Linked DNA regions of Mus musculus: region 2 is linked to region 1. A link is a loop called in an ENCODE intact Hi-C map of the cell type or tissue named here. Cell type or tissue: heart. All regions are shown on one strand. Links, peaks and the distances in the headings refer to the core of each region. The heading gives the core; the rest is flanking DNA.

What was found. Peaks named below come from ENCODE experiments on the same cell type or tissue, not always from the same donor. Only the 100,000 strongest peaks of a DNase experiment are listed, where the experiment ranks them.
Region 2: it touches region 1 in a loop (8-fold over the local background); 25 of 42 quality-filtered maps call a loop at or near these places.

What each region holds. Positions count from the first base shown.
Region 1 is chr11:74,373,799-74,379,176 of GRCm38, forward strand. No RefSeq gene overlaps it. Among named protein-coding and RNA genes, the nearest start is that of Olfr412, 12 kb to the left of the region's middle. In heart, for the core only: a CTCF peak has its summit at 3,198; no DNase peak of the experiment used is centred there.
Region 2 is chr11:74,545,346-74,550,723 of GRCm38, forward strand. The region is part of intron 2 of Rap1gap2 (RAP1 GTPase activating protein 2); the gene reads right to left. Among named protein-coding and RNA genes, the nearest start is that of Rap1gap2, 42 kb to the right of the region's middle. In heart, for the core only: CTCF peaks have their summits at 1,030 (motif pointing left) and 2,224 (motif pointing left); a DNase peak (open chromatin) is centred at 1,866; H3K4me3 peaks cover 773 bases; H3K27ac peaks cover 2,212 bases.

The DNA.
Region 1 (5,378 bases), core at 285-5,284:
GTTGGAAAATGAACAAAACAGCCAGGTTTCAAGTCAGCAAGAAGGCTGTGGTTGGGCAATGGTAGCGTGTTTGTTGTCCTGGCTAGTTTTACATCGACTTGACACAAGCTAGAGTCATTTAAAAAGGAGGAAAACCTCAGTTGAGAAAAATGCCTCCATAAGACCCAGCTGCAGAGCATTGTCTTAATTAGTGGTTGCTGGCAGGGTTGGGGGGGGGGGGGGCAGCCCATTGTGGATGGGGCCATCCCTGAGCTGGTGATCCTAGGTACTGTATGAAAGCAGGCCGAGCAAGCCAGGAAGAGCAAACCAGTAAGCAGCATCCCTCCATGGCCTCTACACCAGCTCCTGCCTCCAGGCTCCTGCCCTGTTAGAGTTCCTGTCCTGACTTTGATGATGAACAACAGTATGAAAGTGTAAACCAAATGAACCTTTCTTCCCCAATTTGCATTTTGGTCATGGTATTTCATCACAGTAGAAACCCAAACTGGTATTTTACAATTTCAATATTATTTCAACAGCTTTAGTGATGTTTCTACCCGCTAAACATCCAGATATGTTTTTAGGTTATCAATATAATTCAGGTTCCCACTAACACTCTATAATTAAGAAGCAAAAATCTACAAACTCCAATTAGAAATGTGTTCACAATGGCTCTTTAGCTGCCCCCTCATCCATTGGGTGATTTGTGGCTACTCTGTGTCCTAACCACTGGCTGGGAACGATTGATGCAGTGAGAGATGCTCACCCACTGTTGTTGGGCCAACCAAACTCAGTCTGATGAGACTTAGTCTAGAACCAAGTACTGTCTGCGCTGTTCTCTTAAAGATAAGAACTGTGGACTATGAGTTAACAAAAACAGTGTGAGTGTGTGTGTGTGTATGTGTGAGTGTGTGTGTGAGTGTGTGGGTGTGGGTGTGAGTGTGTGGGTGAGTGGGTGGGGGTGGGTGGGGGTGTGAGTGGGGGGGGGTGAGTGGGTGTGAGTGGGTGAGTGTGTGTGTGAGTGTGTGTGTGTGAGTGTGTGTGTGAGTGTTTGTGTGTGTGAGTGTGGGGGTGGGGGTGGGGGTGTGAGTGTGTGTGGGGGTGGGGGGAGTGTGAGTGGGTGTGAATGGGTGAGTGTGTGTATGAGTGTGTGTGTGTGTGTGTGAGAGAGAGAGAGAGAGAGTGTGTGTGTGAGTGTGTGTGTGTGACTGTGTGGGTGGGTGTGTGGGTGGGTTTGTGAGTGTGTGTGGGTGTGGGTGTGTGAGTATCTGTGTATGTGTGTGTGTATGTGTGGTGTGGTTGCATGTGTGCATGCGCACATGCATGTATGTGCTCAGATGCATTCACCAATGCCTGTATATGAAGTTCATCTTTCTCTATTGGTCTCCCCCTTCTTGAGATGGGGTCTCTCACTAGACCTTGGTACGGCACTTTGGCCATGCTGGTTGCAGTCCTCTCTGTCCCCTGGTGTTACCCTTGGCTATTTATGATGGTGCTGAGGATCCTAACTCGAGTACTCATATTTTAACAGCAATCATTTTACCCACTGAGCCAGCTCCCCAGTCAAAAAGGCTTCTTCAGAGAGACGTTAAGAAGCTGGTCTACCAGCCTAGACCCCATTACAAGAGAAAACCCCCATAGCAACTTGAAGGGTGATGGTTTAATATAAAGAATTATTAACTATAAACTTTAAAGACTGTCAGAACTGGCAACACAGCCGCTATCCCTAGAGTGGAAGAGATTTCCCTGGAAGAGCTGTCCCACCCAAGGACTGGTCCAGCTCTGCCTGGCTCTGCTCCTGGAGGGTAAACCTCCATGATCCACAGCAGCAGAGCTTACTAGGCATCTGTCTCTCTCCTCAGGGAGCTGTCTCACTGGGAGAAATGCACCTCCAGACCACTGGGAATGTGGAGACAAGGAGGGATTAGAGGATAAGCCAAGGGTCAGAGAGGGCTGCTAACCACTGTGCAGTCCATGAACTTTGCACTGGAGGGGCTGTGTGCAGGCCAGACTGGCCCTAAAGAAGGTTCTCTGTAGTAGGAGCCAGCCCTCAAGATGCAGAGAGTGCTACAGGAACCTATCACAGAAGCCCCTAAAAGTTTCTCTAAGTAGCACAGCAGATAGGGAAAAGACCTTTCAGCAGGCCCTCACTTGCACCTGGCTTAGAACACAGCCAACGGATCTGAACCCATTTTCACCATCTAGACAGTAAAGAGGGCATTTATCACTGAGGCTGATGTAGCTGGACTCAGGACTAGAACGAAGCTAATAGACGATTACATAGTTACTGTGTCTGAAAAAGCTTTCTAGCTGTCACAAGCCCATTTTAATAAATCCAACAATTCGGCTCAAACAAAACAAAGGAACAGAGGAAAACTGAAAGCAGAAGCAAGATGAGGACAAGAGGGATGCCACTTCTGTCCTTTCAATGCAAAGAGACACCTGCATCTTGTTAATAAATGCCCCTTTAAAGACTTAAATTAGTTTGAGCTAGTTTTGATCCCTATCACAAAACCATCCTACTAAATACTAGCTGTTAATAATGACGTCCTCAAATTAAAGTCTTAATAACAATAACACAAGTACACACACACACACAAATACACATACTCACACATAGATGCATGCACACACATATACACACACTTGCACATGCATACATGCAACATACACATACATACAAATGCCTGTGTATATACATATACACATATACACATACTCTCACATACATACACACACATACACATGTACTTACACACTCACATACACACATACACATGCATACACATAAAAACACAAACATGCATACATATACACACACCACATACACATGCAAATGTACACATACATACATGCACATAAAAACACACATACACACACAGATACATGCACACACATAAATACACACACAGAACACATGCACACACACAGCATACACATACAACATACACAAACACACATGCGTACAACACACACATATACACATCCTTTCCTACTGTATTCAGTATTATGCTTGAAGAGTAAAGCCGAATTTCACCTATACCCTATAGTCCACTTTTCTAGCATTTTCCTCACATTTCTTATTAGTAATAAATTTTTATAAAACTTAGAGATCTGTATTTTAATTTTTTACATGTTTTCATTTACTGTGTGAGCATGCATGTGTGGTAGTCAGAGGACTACTTGCAACAGTCAGTTCTCTTCTTCCACCAGGTGGGGGACCCAGAGATCTAACACAGGTTCAGCAGGCATGGAGGCAAGCTAGCATCATCACTCTCTGAACCATCTAGCTACACACACACACATATACATGTGTATGCAGTGTCTTAGAAGGAGATTATTAAAATCCATCTGATGCCCTGCACAAACTTCCCACCATCTTGTGTGTGCCGATCTTGTGTGTGCCGGTGTCACCAGGCCTGATCAGTATCTACCTCATTGTTTTCTCATGGAGCTGACTGGGCGCAGCTTGCTTTGATCACTTGCTTCTCTTAAATGGGCTGTTTCATGTTATTATTCCATATTATGGGGCCAGTTCGCCAGCTTTGTTCTTGGGTGTGCCTCTCTCTTTCATTTATCTTGCCCCTGATCCTGCTAGCAGAGGGAACACTGGCCCATGGGTGTGAGCATCTGTTCCCCCTCCCCACCCCACCCCCGCAGCTGTTTGTCCCTGGGGCCTCGAGTCATACCTGCCCTCTGATCATCTGTTTTGGTTTGGAGAAGGCAGCCCAGCTGTTTTCCATTTTAATAGAATCTCCCGCTCTTTCAGCCTCACCAAGCTCTCGCCCATTTATTTCCTCATGATGCTGCTCTTTCCTCCCGGCATCCCCTATTTCAGGATTTCTGTCCTTCCTGCAGCCACCATCCGTCTTCATGTACAATTCCTCCTCTCAGGCTTCCTATTTTAGGACCTGTTCACGGTTCTATTCTCCTTGGTAATTCCTTTGATATTCCTACAAAATCCTGTTTTATAGGATATGCATTTTTCCACTAGGGCAGTAATTGTGGAAAGAATCTCCCTAGGTGAGGGGTAGATTTCTCTCCACCCTGTAGATTTAGGACAGGCTTCTGTCTAACCTGTAGGTAGGGGACAAGTGTCTGAGCCTGAGACTAGTCCATGGGAAATAGATTCTTAAGTAGAGTCTGTACACTGAATCCGTGGTTCCCAAAGCATCGGACTACAACAGAATTCTCCACGTGCTCATCTAACATTACACATCTTTTGAGGCATACTAGTGCACCACTTCAATTCCAGCCCTTTGGAGGCAGAAGCAGGCAGGTCTACATAGCAAGCTCCAGGACAACCAGGGCTTCTTAGTGATACACTGTCCCAGGACACACACCCCTCCAAAAACTGCAGCTCCCTGGGCCTTACTCCAGAGTGATTGAATTATAAAAGTCTCAATACCTTAAATGAGCATTCTAGAGAAAGTTTCCCTGAGTCGTACTTATACAAGGAACAGCCTCTTTCCTGAATGTGGAAGAGGATAGCAATACTGGGTTGGTTTTCTGGGCCAACTTGACACAAGCTAGAGCCACGAGAGAAAGGAGCCTCAGTTGAGGAAATGCCTCCATGAGATCCAGCTGTAAGGCATTTTCTCCATCAGTGCCAACTTCGGGCTGGTAGTCCTGAGCTCTATAAGAAAGCAGGCTGAGCAAGCCAAGGGAATCAAGCCAATAAGCAGCACCCTTTATAGCCTCCGCTTCAGGTCCTGCCTCCAGGTTCCTGACCTGCTTGAGTTCCTGTCCTGACTCCCTTTGTCAAAGACCAGTGACATGGAAATGTAAGCAGAATAAGCCTCTCGTGTCCTACTTGCTTTTCGGTTATGGTGTCTCACTGCAGCAATAGCAAACCTAACTAAGACAATGGCCTAAAGTTGAGAACAGTCTTCTCTAAGGTCTCTGTACAGCCTGATGCTTCGGATATCATTTCCACCTGAGGAAAAGGGACAGAAAGTCCTAACTCTTAGATCACTACCATAAAGCGACTAATGTGTCTTAGATTTCCTCTCTGGAACTTAACTCTGGCTCCTATAAGGAGTGGCTGCCACGGGAGCACACAGTGTGCCGTTAAATGACTAAGAGGGATGCTGGAATGGACCACAGCAATGATTCAACCCATCCCACACTTCAAATTCAGAGGACCACTGAAATCAACAGAAACAGGCAAGATCTCCACAGCTGTGCAGATGTGAACCATCAGAACAGGCAAGAACAGCAGCACCCCACCTTACCCCCGAGGCAATCAATACAAGAACAGCTGAATGAAGGCGTGGCTGTATTAGGCTTGGGTCGGGGCTAGTAACACATCAACAAGACTGGGCTGAGGAATACCCAGAGAGCATAGAAAACGTTAATTTTGGATGTGTCTATCTGGGGCATCCAGAATCCATTGATTT
Region 2 (5,378 bases), core at 288-5,287, 170 kb after region 1:
TCTGGTCTGTGGTGTTCTTCCTGGCCGGTCGTGAGAACGCGTCGAATAACAATGATGCATTGCTATTATGCTGCTACAATACAGTAAATTAATATTTCATAAATATAAGTATATTATAGCTAGGCATGGTGATAAATGCCTTTTTAATCTCAGCACTTAGAAAGCCGAGGCAGGTGGATCTTTGTGAGTTCGAACCCAGCCTGGTCTATAGAACGTGTTCTAAGACAGCCAGGACTACACAGATGATAGGAAATAAATAAATAAATAAATAAATAAATAAATAAATAAATAAATGGAGTTTTATCACCTGCTCTATCAGGTATAGCTGAAGCACTTTCGAACAGCCCAACCCATGTAAAATTATCATTACCATCCCCATTTTGCAAATGAAGGTGAGAAAAAAAAATCTAACCAATGATCTCAAAGTCTGTGGCGAGATAAGGAGTTGAACTTCCCACTCAGGAGGAGGCTCTAAGGGCATGGCAGGCATGGTGGCACAGACCTGTAATTCCAACCAGTCAAAAGGCAAGAGAATTATTACATGTCCTGGAGCTGCCTGGGCAACTCAGGGAGGCACTGTCTCAAAATAAAAAGTAAAAAGATACCTGGTGATTGGTGCCACAGCTCAATGGGAAAAGACTTGCCTAAGATGCAGGAGACTCTGAGAGACGGAGTGGGGCAAGAGCTGGAGAGATAGCTGAGTTGGTAAACTGCTTGCTACAAATGCACGAGGGCCTGAGTTCAATTCCCAACACCCACACAAAAAGCCAGACATGGTGGTGCACATTCGGAATCTGGCGGGGGGTTGGGGGGGGGGGCAGAAACAGGTGAATTCCAAAAGCTCACAAGCTAGACACCTAGCTTAATTGTCAAGTTCCAGGTTCCAGTGAGACACTATCTTTAATAAATCATGATGGAACCTGGAGAGATGGCTCAGCAGTTAAGAGCAATGGCTGGTCTTCTGGAGTACCCAGGTTAGACTCCCACAACTCCAGATCCAGGGAAGCTGATGCCCTCTTCTGGTCTCCTTAGGCACTACATGAACGTGGTGTACAGACAGAGGCAGAAAAAACACCGACCCACAGAAAATTAAAAAATAAGTCTTAGCTGGGCAGGGGTGGTGCACACCTTTAAACCCAGCACTTGGGAGGCAGAGGCAGGCGGATTTCTGAGTTCGAGGCCAGCCTGGTCTACAGAGTGAGTTCCAGGACAGCCAGGGCTACACAGAGAAACCCTGTCTCAAAAAACCAAAAAAAGAAAAAAGGAAAGGAAAGGAAAGGAAAGGAAAGGAAAGGAAAGGAAAGGAAGAAAGAAAGAAAAAATAAATCTATTTTTAAAAGTTGAAGTACACAGCTCTTCAGTAACAACACCTGAGATTGACCTATGACCTATACCTAACACACTCGTGACACACACCAAGAAAAGAAACTAACTTATAGTCAAGAATAAATGGGTACTGTTATCAACTAGGATGGCAGATCTCATGTTAAGCATTCTTGCCACAATAAAATAAAACTCAGATGTTGAGGGTGAGGTTACATCCCAGTTTAAAAAATTAAAATAAAAAAAAATTTTTTAAAGAGCTTACGGTAGAGAAGTTTTATCTCTGTAGGCTGAAGTGGCCCCTCACAGCAGAGCCGTGATGCTGTCTCCTGTCTCTGCCTGATTATTGGGTTTCTCTCCCTTTGCAGCACGAGCTCTGGCTGCCTCTATCAAAGGCAGCAGGAACTTGCTGGAGTGCTGGAGGAGAGAGCTGCGTGTGACAGTAGGAGGAAGGGAAGTGGGTATTCTCAGTCGGGGGAGGGGTCACGACCTCAGTCAGCCTCAGCCTTTCACTGAGAACCGAAGCTCCTGGGAGGAGGGGCAGGCACTGCGGTAAGGAACAGTCCCCGTTATCTAAGAGGCACCGGAAAGCAAGTAATTATCTTTGAGATGGAAGCCAGCTGCACCAGCGAGCAATGAAGAGAGGGAGCAGAGACAGAAGGCAGGGAGCAGGGCAAAGAAGCAGAGAAGGGAAGTGGGGGTCGGGGGAGGCAGGCAAGGCATGTCATGAACAAGATCTATGGCATGCTCACCTACCCTAGTCAGAACTTTCATATTTGCCACTTCTTGTGACAGAATAAAACCTATGACGGCTCAGGTTCCTACTCACAAAGCTGTCTAGTTCTATACATCCCCTCCGACCACTAAATGAGCAGGCAGTCCTGGGACAACACTGCCACCTTCTGGAAGTAAGGAGAACTGTCGTTATTTCCAGCTTACCCACCACCAAGAGTGTTCTTCACCTCACCTTCACTGCTGCCTAGTGGTTCCCACCCCAAGGCCTTTGTACTAGCGGTTCCCAGCCCTCCAGTCCCAGGAGGGCTCCTCTACCTCCAGATATTCTCACACTCAGTCTTTCTTTGCCTCTGGTCCTCTCAGTTGTCACTTCTATGAAGAGGCTGTTTGCTGACCACTCGTCTAATGTAACCCCAGGTCTGGCATGGTGATACACACTTATAATCTCAGCACTTGGAAGGTAGAGGCAAAAGGATAGGTCAAGGCTCATCCTTGGCTACATAGAAACCCAACGTGAGACTGAAAAAGCCCTAAAATAAATAAATTAGAAGGCCCTATCCTCACTGTTTCCTTCCCACAGGCCATTGTCTGGAAGCACATAGTCCCGGGCTCTCACCACAAGAAAATACTACAACACCTGTCCATTTGTGCAACTACACTCAATAAACTTAGACTGCTAGCATTGCTGGCTATGAGACTCTTCATTCATCCAGGGTAAGCCATCCTGAGCTCAAGGACCCAAGTTCAAAGGCCACGGGGATGAATTGCAGATTTCCATTCGTTCTATGTCTATGTCAAGGGCGTCACACTCCCCCACACACCGGCTTGACCTCACATACACAGCAGACCCGCTTTGCAAATCCCCCAAGCACGAGACCCCAGTTTCCATGGAACTCCTTTCACACTCTGAGGTGTTGTCTGAGATGGACCGCTAGTGTAGCCTGCAGCCCTGAGTCACCATGAGATTCAGCCCCACGCTCCTCAGTAACACATTCATGGTGCTTTGGCCTCCCTATGCCAGTCTCCAGGGAAGCAGCTCACTTCACCTGTCACCTTAGCCCCACATTCAGTGAACGCCCTGAACAGACTTTCCCATACCCCTACAATACATCCTTCCACAGTCTCCCACTGGGTCGTGGAGAAGGACACACTGCTTAGGAAACAGCTCCTTACACTTCCTGACCCCGAGTCCTGGATGTTCTCTCTGTTCCAAACTCCTAGAGAATTCTCTTTTCGGCTGTCATGTGCTGTCCCTCCAAAAGGAAGTTCCCACTCCTCCCAAATCTTTACAGGGATTACCTCATGCTTTGGGGTGACTACTAAGTCTCTACAGCCTGAACTCTTTGCAGGCGAGACCATTTGCAACTGACTCCTCGTTATCTTCTGTAATAGGACTGAGCAAAGGGATATACTGAGTGCCTTTTGTATCGCCTTTAGTGTGTTAGCTTATTTCATCCTAAACATCCCCGTGAGACAGAGAATCTTGTCATCTGCACCTTCAGGGTCAGGAGGTCAGGGCTCTGCCCTCACATGACCGCATCAATGACTAACCGAGCCAGGATTCAACAAAGGAATCCCAGCCCCTGAAGCAGGGCGGGCTTAAAGTGGGTGCTCATTGAATATTCATGAGACATGGACAACCTACATTCCTCCTGCCTCTGTCTGACCTTGGCACTGACAGCTCCATCAAAGGCACAGAGCACTGGTGTGCTTGCTTCCCCAGCTCCAGTTCTGACCCAGTTGTCGCAGACAAGTTTCTTCCCCTCCCTTCCTCCTGCCCAAACCTTGAACAGAAAATGATCCAGCTGGGACCAGCAGAAGAGATGCTCTTGGCAAGCCTGAGATTTCTGTTCTGTTCGTTTGTTTTCAGAACACAAGTCTCTTTAGAGCACAGCCTGGGGGGCAGGCTCTACAGTAACAAGAGTACTGCCCTCCTCTTTTTTGTTCTTCTTTCTGATTAGTTTTTTGAGTGAGGGTCTTATTATGTAGCTCAGAATGCCCTTAGACTTACGGTAATCCTCCTGCCTCTGCCTCTGGAGTACCAGGATTACAGGCATGCATCGAGCTCACAAGCCTAGATGTGGATGGGAAGGTGGCATGGTAAGTTTGTAACTGAGACTAGACACTGGACAGAGGCACCTCTGGAAGATTCAGAAGTGCGGGTACCTCAGCCCACTTCCTTCTGGTTGTCTTCCTCCTCTCTGTGACCAGTGCACTATTTCTAATTCATTGCCACTGTGTCTCCACTCTGTTTGCTCAAAACACGGTTATCTTTGCACTCTTCCTGATGCCCCACTGACGACAGGGCCTCTCGGAAGCACGGCCACCACCTCTTTTCACCTTGACTGGGTTTGTGTGAGCATCCTGAACTAAAAATACAGAAGGGCATACAGGCACAGGTCCCTGAGGTCTGAAAGCCCACACCAGTGTGTATCCCCAGGACCCCTGCCTGCAAACAGTGGTACACACTCAACACTCACAGAGACTAAGAAAGAAAAGACAAAGGTAAAATGGTTCTCTCTCTCTCTCTCTCTCTCTCTCTCTCTCTCTTCCCCCCCCCCCCATCCTTCTTAAAGTATCTAAGTGTTTTGCCACCATATATTACATACCTAGTCCCTAAGAAGAGGGTGTTGAGTCCCCTGGAGCTGGAGTTACAGATGGTTGTGAGATATGTGATGTGGGTGCTGGAAACTGAACTCAGGTCCTCTGAAAGAGTGGTGCTTACTCTACTCTAAACTGCTGAAGTGTCTCTCCAGCCCAGCAAGATGGTTTCAACAGAATTAGAATCCTAGTAAATTCCTGAGCTCATACCATGTGGGTAAAACCCTTAGGCTCCCCCTTAACAAGACCAGATGCCATCCCATTCCAGTGAGTTAGCCCTAGATCCACAGACAACACAGGGGCACATCTCTGAACACAGCCTTCCCATTGTCTGGAAACTAGCATGCTCCCAAGGGAAGACGGGTGTGCATCAATTCCCAAGGTGATGGGGCTTCCGTCAGGAACTTGGGATTCTGGGGGGGGGGGGGGGGTCCAACCAGATGTCACAATACTCAAGAGCTGAGGCAGGAGAATCACCACAAGTTCAAGGCTAGCCTGAACTACAAAATGAAACCATGCCTCAAAAATAAAATGATATAGGGGTGGGATAGGAGGAATGAGAAGAGCCAGCTCCCAGGACTAGAGAGGACGGGAGGGGACGTGGCAAGCTCTGAGACATCACGGCTGGTTTTGTCCAGCTGTAGTGGGATGTGGTACTAGGAGTGTTTGTGTGTATGTGACCTTGAGTGACCTTATAGAGTCAAGTCTGGAGTGTGTGT